2 separate regions of the Homo sapiens genome follow, and region 1 is linked to region 2. Evidence: read pairs that join two places in POLR2A ChIA-PET (ENCODE). Cell type or tissue: MCF 10A. All regions are shown on one strand. Region 1 overlaps SAMD4A (sterile alpha motif domain containing 4A). Region 2 overlaps SAMD4A (sterile alpha motif domain containing 4A).

The links. ChIA-PET counts read pairs that join two places held together with the same protein. Peaks named below come from ENCODE experiments on the same cell type or tissue, not always from the same donor. Only the 100,000 strongest peaks of a DNase experiment are listed, where the experiment ranks them.
Region 1: POLR2A ChIA-PET joins it to region 2 with 6 read pairs; 7 of 35 experiments call an interaction of 5 or more read pairs at or near these places.

What each region holds. Positions count from the first base shown.
Region 1 is chr14:54,621,955-54,626,954 of GRCh38, reverse strand. The region is part of intron 2 of SAMD4A (sterile alpha motif domain containing 4A); the gene reads right to left. LOC112268133 (a long non-coding RNA gene) reads right to left here. Exons shown (of 2, transcript XR_002957606.2): 2 at 1-5,000. Among named protein-coding and RNA genes, the nearest start is that of SAMD4A, 57 kb to the right of the region's middle. RefSeq lists an enhancer at 4,278-4,337. In MCF 10A, no CTCF peak of the experiment used is centred here; no DNase peak of the experiment used is centred here.
Region 2 is chr14:54,674,717-54,679,716 of GRCh38, reverse strand. The region is part of intron 2 of SAMD4A (sterile alpha motif domain containing 4A); the gene reads right to left. Among named protein-coding and RNA genes, the nearest start is that of SAMD4A-AS1, 11 kb to the left of the region's middle. In MCF 10A, no CTCF peak of the experiment used is centred here; a DNase peak (open chromatin) is centred at 2,226.

The sequences.
Region 1 (5,000 bases), 53 kb after region 2:
TTGGCTCTCCCACTTACCCAGTCAAATAATCACGGACAAACTATTTAACTTCCCTGAACTTCTGTTTCTTCAGCTCTAAAATGGGTATAATAATGCCTGCCCTGACTTCAATTATGAGATCAAATGAAGTCACATATGTGCAAGTCTTCTGTAAACTATTAAGAACTTTTCAGTGAATGTATTGCTATTCTACCAGAATCCAGATGTGTTGAACAGAGAATTGCTGTTCTCCTGCTTGTATATCCCTCAGCCTCCATAGGAATTCCTTATATCTAGTAGGAAAAACAAACGCAACTGGAAACAAACATGTCCTAACTAAATATGCATATAGGAGGGGTTTTTAGTACAAGTTTCCAAAAGCAGGTTTAAGGGAGACCCGTTCGACTTGGAAAGTCAAAGTTGGCCATCACCTAGCAATCAGCAACGTATCCACAAGGTACCGAACACCTGTGGGCAAAGCCACTCTCCCTTCCTGAATGGCACCTTTATAATGAGAACACTCACTGTTGTGCAAGAGATAAGAAGTTTTAGTTCATAAAATTCTAGTTGGTAGCATGCCATGTCAATTAGCTTCTTACTCCATGTTCACAGCATTATCACTAAATTAGAACTAATTACCATCTCAATTGACAATTTAGAAGCCATTAAAATATAGATTAGCCTGAAAGAAATACAGTATCCTGTGGAAAGTGAAATTCTGATGGAGAAGAGATAAAGTCTAACATCTAACATTTACTGTGGTAATGACCCTGTAACTGGTGCTAAAACAGGATGTTAATTAAACTAGAGCCACTATTTTTCCTGACCTCCTGGAAGCTAGAGTCTAAAAAAAAACAAGATGTCTCTTTCTGTCCCTCATGCATGCACATGTGCGCACTCGCGCGCGCGCGCGCGCACACACACACACACACACACACACACACACACACACACACACACCTAGCAGTAGAGCTGCTATTCTGTAAGTATGTCCCACAGTCAACACCAAGCCTCGGTCAGGAGCTAAACACAGACTTTGCTTAGCATGCTTCGGAAACAACTAAAAGTTTGAAGCAGAAGTCAAGAGATACCAAATTAGAGCGGGACAATTTAAAGGTACAATGCATGGGGGAAATGAAGTAGGGAAGAAAATAGGCAAAGTCAAGTAAGAGTGACCATTAGTCATGAGCTGAACATGCCCCGTGAGCAAAGCTGCACAAGGTGAGTTCAAAATTTTGATTAAAAAATTTATTATAAAGCTCTTTTCCTTAGGTACTTTCTAAGTACTTTACATTTCAAACCAGCAGCTGCTTAACTATGTGGCCCTTTCTCTGAGAAACTTGCAAATATGGGGACACATTTTTAAAGAGGTATGGAGGGATTTAACATTACATTTTGTAAACATCACCTGGTGATCTGAAGAATCACAGTTTGTCAATAAACAAGCCCCACCTGGGTTCACAAACAAATCAAAATGGCTTTGCCAGGTTCTGGAAGGAAACTTATTCTTGCTATTTTCACTGCTGAACTTTCGGGCAGCTCATCTCAGAATGACAATGTTTACATTCCATTCCCTACAACCTCACACCCTGGTGCAGGGAAGACTAATGACAGAATGTCACGAAGCAGAAATGCAGAAACATAGGAGTAATTGCGCAGCAAGTCAGAGAGCTTTCGATCTGAATGCACGCAACAGCAGGAAAGCCCATTACTCCAACTGCTGAAATTATGTCTCACTGGAGTGAAGTCTACAGAAATATTTATAGAATTAGCAAAATACTATCATTGGCAGTTTTGGGGATTGCCTAATCTCCTGAAAACCTTTTATGGGCTGTGGGGAAAGAGCTGGGGGGAGGGGGACATAGGAAGCCATCCACCAGAAAAATGGTTAGGTGTTAAAAAAAAGAAATGATAACTTTGCCATAGTAGCACAGTGTTAAAGAAAGCATGGGAAACCAAATTCAGGTCATAAATTCATCCTGAAGCACACACTGACTGACTATTGCTGTCATTCCAGATATGTATTTCAAAGACTTCTATTAGTGACAAAATCCCTACATTTGCAAAGCATCCTGAAAGGTTGTATTTATTTTTCTGATACTTAAAAACAACAACAACAACAAAAACTGTATATCCGTGCTGTATCCTTTCTGATTTAGTTATTTATGGCCACTTACCTCCAAACAACAAAAAAAAAAATCTCTTCTCCCCAGGTTGCCCTTTATATTACAAAGTAATTATGGTGCTCACCAACTGAATTTAGTAATTGAGGATAATTGTATAGCCATATAAGTAAAACTATTTGCTTTCTTGCCAATTTGGTCAGTTTTCAGTCTATTAACAATCACAAGCAACTCAGAGAGGAGACAGCATTTACTTTTGAATCTCAACTACATGCTTTTTACCAAACTTCAGTCAGCACATCATTTGTGCTCAGTTAAATTGGTTGTTGCTGAAATTCCCCGCTAGCATTGAAATAGCTGTCAGGGCAGGTAGTCTTCGAAAGTTCTTAGATCTGCACTGTTTGGGCTCCTTGGCTCAGTCAGGGTTTGTGTAATAAGGGTCAATGGAGGTGGTTCCGAAAGAGAAATATACAGAGCCCTTCCGTGATGTCTGATGCCTTCTTTTTCTTTCCCACATCGCACACTGGCATGTAAGTTATCACGTGACCGGAGAGGGCATAATAGAAATTAAATAAGAGTGGGCCGGGCGCGGTGGCTTGCGCCTGTAATCCCAGCACTTTGGGAGGCCAAGGTGGGTGGATCACAAGGTCAGGAATTCGAGACCAGCCTGGCCAACATGGTGAAACCCTGTCTCTACTAAAAATACAAAAATTAGACGGGCGCGGTGGCAGGCGCCTGTGCTCCAGCTACTCGGGAGGCTGAGACAAGTGAATCGCTAGAACCCGGGAGGCGGAGTTTGCAGTGAGCCAAGATCGCGCCACCGCACTCCAGCCTGAGCAAGAGTGAGACTCCATCTCAAAAAGAAAAAAAAAAGGAATTAAATAAGAGTGGATGAAATCAAACCAGTTCCTCTCAGATACTGTCTGTTAGATTGTCCCCTCACACTAACTTATGAAAACAGAACCATTCTTCTCTTTTCTTCCTGGTTAAGTTAGAGGAGAAGGGGCCCTGGGCAGCCATAGTCCATTTCCTTCTAATGTTTCAGGAAGAATGGAAAGAATGATAACATTCTAGGTCAAGAGACTCTAAAAGAGGTTTTGCAGTAATAACTGGGACCTCCCATGTTGTTATCCCCCAGCTATGTTCAGAACATTTCTACATGGATACCTATCCTTCCCTCGAATTCAGCAAGTGCAAATTAGGCATATCCTTGTCCCCACCCTCCCCAACTGATCCCTACCTTGGCTTCTTTATTTCTACCAACAGAATTAGCCATTATTTTTCCAGTGGCCAACAATTAATACTTTGGAATAATCTTTTATACCTTTCCTCCCCCTGCTTTTTTTTTTTTTTTTTTTTTTTTTTTTTTGCTGATGTCCAAGTTATTTATTAACAGAGGGGTCATCACAGTTGTTGGTTATATTCACAGACTCAGCTGTGACTATAAATGCTCTCCAACCTGCTCAGGGTCTTTAATGAATGGAAGTGGGCTTTGTGAGACTAAAAACAATTTGGAAAGTTCATGAAGATTACACTGAGGCCCTATTGAGAAGCTGGAAGTGGGAGCAATAAGATGGCCCTCTGAGAGCAAAAACATAGGAGCAATACCAGGTATAGATGGGCAGACCAGCAGAGATGCCTCATGGGACCACAAAGCAGCAAGGCCATCAGGGTCTCAGAAGAAAGAGGGCTGGCCTGATGTGGGAACAGGGCAAGGAGAGTCCCTGGGGGATACACTGGCAGAACCCACACAAGCCCCGGCAGGGCTGGTGCACTCATGGGAGCTGGGAGAAGAGTGTTAAACCAAACAGGTCCTGCCCTCACAGGGCTGACAGTCTAGTGGAGGTGACGGAAAACAACCAATCCTAGAACACTTTCATTTTCAGGTGACATTCAGACCGATCGGCCTAAGATGGCTGTAAAAAGTGCTTCTCAGACTTTAACATGTATACCTGGGGTTCTTGTTGAAATGCAGGTTCTGATTCAGCAGGGCTAGGGTGGGGCCTGAGAATCTGTGTATCTAACACCTCCCAGGTGATGCCACCAGTGCTGCTGATGCACAGACACCCTTTGAGGAGCAAAACTCCCCACGCCTACGCTGCACGACAGACCAGTCAAATCAGAACCATGAGGGCTGAAACCAGAAATTAGTGATGTCAAAGCTCCAGGAGGATTCCTAGGGGAGCCACAGTTGTGACCCACAGGCCCAGATGCTTATCCAGGGGCAGGAGTCCTCTCTCAGCCCAAATCACTGCTCTTCACACTCAGGAACAAATCAACAAAGCTCTTTCTACGGAGGCCTGGGCTATTTCTATTTTTTCAAAGTTCTTCAGTGCCAAAGCAGAATTACCCAAATGTGACATATTTTAAATGTTCACATTTATCAAGTCAGTGCCTTTAACACAAAGCACAACTTTATGTATAAGCTCATTTGAAGATAACATCACACGCCTGCCTCTGAGGCCCATCATAATCCTACATCCTGCTTCCCTAGATAGGCCCTGAACAGTCCCTCCATTCGTTGCCTGGTTATCTGAGAAGAGTTTTCTCTAAGAATGACCACGTATTAAGAACACAAATGGAAGACAGACATTTATAACCACTGCTTTCCAGTAAAACATCAAAGTTGATGTAACAAACTCTAAATGATTAATTTCTAATTTATACAAAATATAACATTAATATAAAGAAAAATGCTTTTCTCCCCATTAACAAGACTTATCCTGGTGTCCCTACCACAAAATATTCCCATTCAAGAAAATTCATTTCTTGAGTGAAAATCATCAAGACTGTGTGTAGGTAGGACATTTTTATACATGAAAAATCAGCAAAATACTTCATTTGCTCTAGAGAAAAATGTTTATTATTCTAGTCCTAAATTTCATATAATATGAGTAA
Region 2 (5,000 bases):
TTGTGCCTCAGTTTCCTCCTATTAAAAATACACAAAATGGTCTTCCATCACCCGCCACTTCCAAAGGATGACATGGAAAACAATGGTTTGTGCATCTAAAGACTTAGTACTGGGATAATGATAGGCATTCACTTTGGATGCCCTCATTTAAAGACCTTCACTCCTATAAACTAAGGCCTCCACTTCCATGCAGGCCTCAGGGTAGCCATGGAAACTTGGTCTTTGCCTGGCATCCCGCATCATCTGGAAAGGGGAGAACATGCTTACACGTTCTTGGTTGCAGATTGGTATTTTTGGCATTTTTAGAAAAGACTAGACTGTTTTTCATATAATTCATTTCTCATAATATTAGCACTTGTGTTTTAAGAGCACATAGCAAGGAGCTATTGTTAGAGAAGCCAGGATCAGAATCAAGTGGCTAAGTGATAAGGGATACTGCTCATGCTCTTCTCTTGCTTCTAAATGTCTGCTTTCTAGCAGCTCCAGAATATTCCTGGTCCAATGCATTGTAGACACATTAGAATCACCCAAAACAACTTTAAATATTTGACCTCCTGCTATAATCTCCAAAAATGATAGAAAAAAACCCAGCTTATCTGCGAGTTTCCCCAAAGTCCTACTAGTCTGTCATAAACAAAATCCAAATCCGAGTCAATAAAACATAAGTGTTCAAACTGTCTGTCTTCCTTGTTTCCCCCACTTCTCCCTGCTATCTCTTGGCTATTTACTATTTTTAAACCTTACATAGCACAGAGAAAGAGGAATGGCATTTGAATGAAGTTTGGAGACAAGATCGAGTCCACAAGAAGGTAGCATAAAAGGCTGGGATTATGCAGGGTTTCAATTATCCATGCTTTCCCTAAAGATCAGGCCGGGCGCGGTGGCTCACGCCTGTAATCCCAGCACTTTGGGAGGCCGAGGCGGGCGGATCACGAGGTCAGGAGATCGAGACCATCCTGGCTAACACGGTGAAACCCCGTCTCTACTAAAAATGCAAAAAATTAGCCGGAAGCGATGGCGGGCGCCTGTAGTCCCAGCTACTCAGGAGGCTGAGGCAGGAGAATGGCGTGAACCCGGGAGGCGGAGCTTGCAGTGAGCCGTGATCGCGCCGCTGCACTCCGGCCTGGGCGAAAGAGCGAGACTCCGTCTCAAAAAAAAAAAAAAAAGATCATATATTCCATACCCCTCCCCACCTGACCTACACACACACACACACACACACACACACACACACACACACACACACACACACACACACACACACACACACACACACACACACAAATGGTGACTGCCCAAAATACGACACATTGGTATTAGAGAAAACAGCAGAATTAGGAAGGTCACTTTTAAATTCTCCTCCCTTCTCCCCTGAGGCAGGTCATAAAACCTTCATTCTAGAGGTACCCTCCCTGTACCTGGAGGAAAGGAACATCCTTATTTTTAACGACACAGAGATGCCAAGAAGAATCTGAACAAACAGGCCTTGCTAAACTCCCTTAAGTTTATTACCATTAGATCACATCCTTTTGTCCCCCAATCATACTTCTGCACAACTGTGCATTCTTTATCAAACCTAAGCATAAAATATGCAGATTTCTCTGTTTCTTTGGGTCTTCTTTTCTGAAGCCTCCCATGTCATGCAAAACTTATATTTGAATTAATTTGTATGCTTTTCTCTTGTTAAAATCTGTCTTTTGTTGTAGGAGCCTCAGCCACGAACCTAGTGTTGGGAAAGAAAGATATTTCTTTTCCTTTACGATTGATAGACAGACAGACAGAATGAATGAATGCAAATTGCTGAAGAACATTAGAAGCTATTTAGAAAGGATTCAGATACTAGTGTAAACCCCAAAAGACTAATTCAATAGAAAAAAATGCCCTTTTAACCAAACAATTCCAACATAGGAGAGAATGTTCCTCTTTCTTCAAAGCCAAATATTTTACTATGTTTTATAAGACTAATTAAAACAATATTGTGGTATTCGAGAATGTGTGGGTTATGGAGAGGAACAATCTGCCCCACAAAAATCTTCATTTCATCAAGCAAACACCACATCTATGGTGAGAGTTATGCAGGATCCTCGGAGACTTTTGCTTTGTTTCATTAACATTCACATATCCACTTGGTAAGAACCGTAGCTTGGAACTACGATTTCCATTACAAAGCCTCTGAAATGCCAGGAATGAGTCATGGCATTGTGCAGCCTGGGCAGTGCACTGATTTTCTCCATTAACCAGGCGTACATTCTGACAACTTCCAGGAGAAAGCTGAATGAGTCAGTTTCAGGAATAAACCACATTAGAATACTATGTGCGTGGAGGAGTTAGGGTAATAGGGATTGGTTTTTGCTGCTGTTTTGTTCTTTTAAAACAGAAATATTCATAAAATTCATTTCTCTGAAGATAGCAAAATAACATAGATCCACCCAATTATAAGGATTCTAACACCATGACCAATTTGGTTGCCCAAACATTACAAAGTGTAGTAAAACTGCTAGGATCAAAAATAGCTTTTCAAGGACAGTCCCACAGCCCCCTTAACACAGAGAACACTACCTCTGAACCACTTCCAAACACCTTCTCCTTTCCTGATTTTCTTCTTTGGGTGTCTTACACCACCTGACTTTCACAGAGAAATGGGAAGTCAGGAGATAACAAGTTAGATAACTAAACGACGGAAACACATGGCCAGAATTCAGGCAGAGCATGTGCCGTGTTTCAGCAGGAACAACAAACCTGACTATAAAAATGGATCTCTGGCTTCAGTGGGAAGCAAAATGCATAATGCAAGGCTCTAGACTGCGAGGATCTCTTCTGCATCCTGTCATGTTCCCTGCTGCCATTTCGGTTTTGGAAATTGGAGTCCAAATCTCTTTAACCCTACACGTTCTTGAGAATTGCTTACTGTGTTTATGAGATGAAGGCCTAAAGCATTGTCATCCTGGACCACCTACTAAATAAAGAAATCAGCAATATTAGAAGGCTAGCAATTTCCTGGCAAGGTGGAAATATACTGAAAGAACTAAAAGCAGAATAGGCACAGTGGTTCACGCCTGTAATCCCAGCACTCTGGGAGGCTGAGGCGGGTGGAACACCTGAGGTCAGGAGTTTGAGACCAGCCTTGCCAACATGGTGAAACCCTGTCTTTACTAGAAATAAAAAAAAAAAAATTAGCTGGGTGTGGTGGCTCGTGCCTGTAGCCCCAGCTACTCAGGAGACTGAGGCAGGAGAATCGCTTGAACTTGGGAGGCGGAGGTTACAGTGAGCCAAGCAAGATTGTGCCACTGCACTCCAGCCTGGGTGATAGAGCAAGACTCTGTCTCAAAGAAAAGAAAAGAAAAAAGAAAAGAAAGGAAAGTACTAAAAGCATAAAATGGTTAACATCTTTTTAGAACTTCTGATCTTGTTTGAAACCAATACCATAGGATGATTTGAAAACTGAGTACAACCATGAAAAATGGAGATATCTGAATACGCCAAAGGCACTTTTAATACCAAAATGAGAGGTGAAGTAGTTAGGGTGACTGTCAGGAGCCAGTACATCTCAGATCGAACATGGAGCTGCTGTGGTATTCAGGGGCTCCTTTGTACAGGATCATACTCAGTTGTTCTCCATCTTTCTTAGTATTGAGTCGCGGCCTTGCTTTTTCTTTTTTTGGATTTGGCCTCTAATGTTTAGGCACGAGTCAGCACACACAGATGAATAGATTAACTGAGCTAATTTAAGGGAGCCCTCCCGTGGAAGGATTCTTTTTTAGCCTTCTATATTTAGGCTAAGGTTTGTGCCTGTGCAAGACACTGACTGAAGAACTGAGTTTTCCAAACCTCACGAGCAAGGACTCTCTACCGTGAGATCTTCCTAACAAACCTCTCACTTGTTCATGGGAGCTCTGATGTCCCCATAACCACAGAGTATTAAAACAGGCCAATTATGGCAAGCTCATTTGTACTGCAGGGTGACTCTCGCCTCACTTTCAAAAATGTGGTGAGCACATACTGTGTTGGTATTCAGGCTAGTGAATATCCCTATCTGGTGAAACTCGATAAAACTTAATTTGATATGACAACTCTATTGAATTCTACCAGAAGCAATCACTTCAATTAAATCACACAGTTCCTAAATCTCACATTTAGTAACAAAGTAAAGACTTTGAAGCTCTCCCCTGCTGCAACATTGTTTCTCATGTCCTTACACTATTGCTTAGTCAGACCTAAAGCATAGCTAAGGAATAAGTTTAAAGTTTGACTCTCAAGCAAAAATTTCAAAGGTTCTGTGACTTGTTGGTCATAAAATAAGCTGCTCTCCATGGTAGGGGATTCTCTGCCTTTTTTTTTTTTTTTTTTTTGGAGACGGAGTTTCACTCTTGTTGCCCAGGCTAGAGTGCAATGGCACAATCTCGGCTCACTGCAACCTCCACCTCCTAGGTTCAAGTGATTCTCCTGCCTCAGCCTCCTGAGTAACTGGGATTACAGGCGCCCGCCACCACGCCCGGCTAATTTTTATATTTTTAGTAGAGACGGGGTTTCACCAGGTTGGCCAAGCTGGTCTCGAACTCCTGACCTCAGGTGATCCACCCGCCTCAGCCTCCCAAAGTGCTTGGATTACAGGCGCGAGCCACCATGCCTGGCCTTCTGCTTTCTTTTAAAATCTCTCCCTACTGAGCCAACCACAGTGGCTCACACCTGTAATCCCAGCACTTTGGAAGACTGAGGTGGGACGATCGTTTGAACCTGGGAGCTCGAGAGCAGCCTGGGCAACACAGTGAGACCTCATCTCTACAAAAAATAAATTTCAAAATTCGCTGGGCATCATGGCACGGGCCTAATATTCCCAGTACTCAAGAGGCTGAGGTGGGAGGATCACTTGATTTCCAGGAGGTTGAGGCTGCTGTGAGCCGTGATCATGCCACTGCACTACAGCCTGGGTGACAGAGTGAGACCCTGTCTCAAAAATAAAATAAAATCTTTCCCTAGCCCACTTATTTGAGTATCATTTA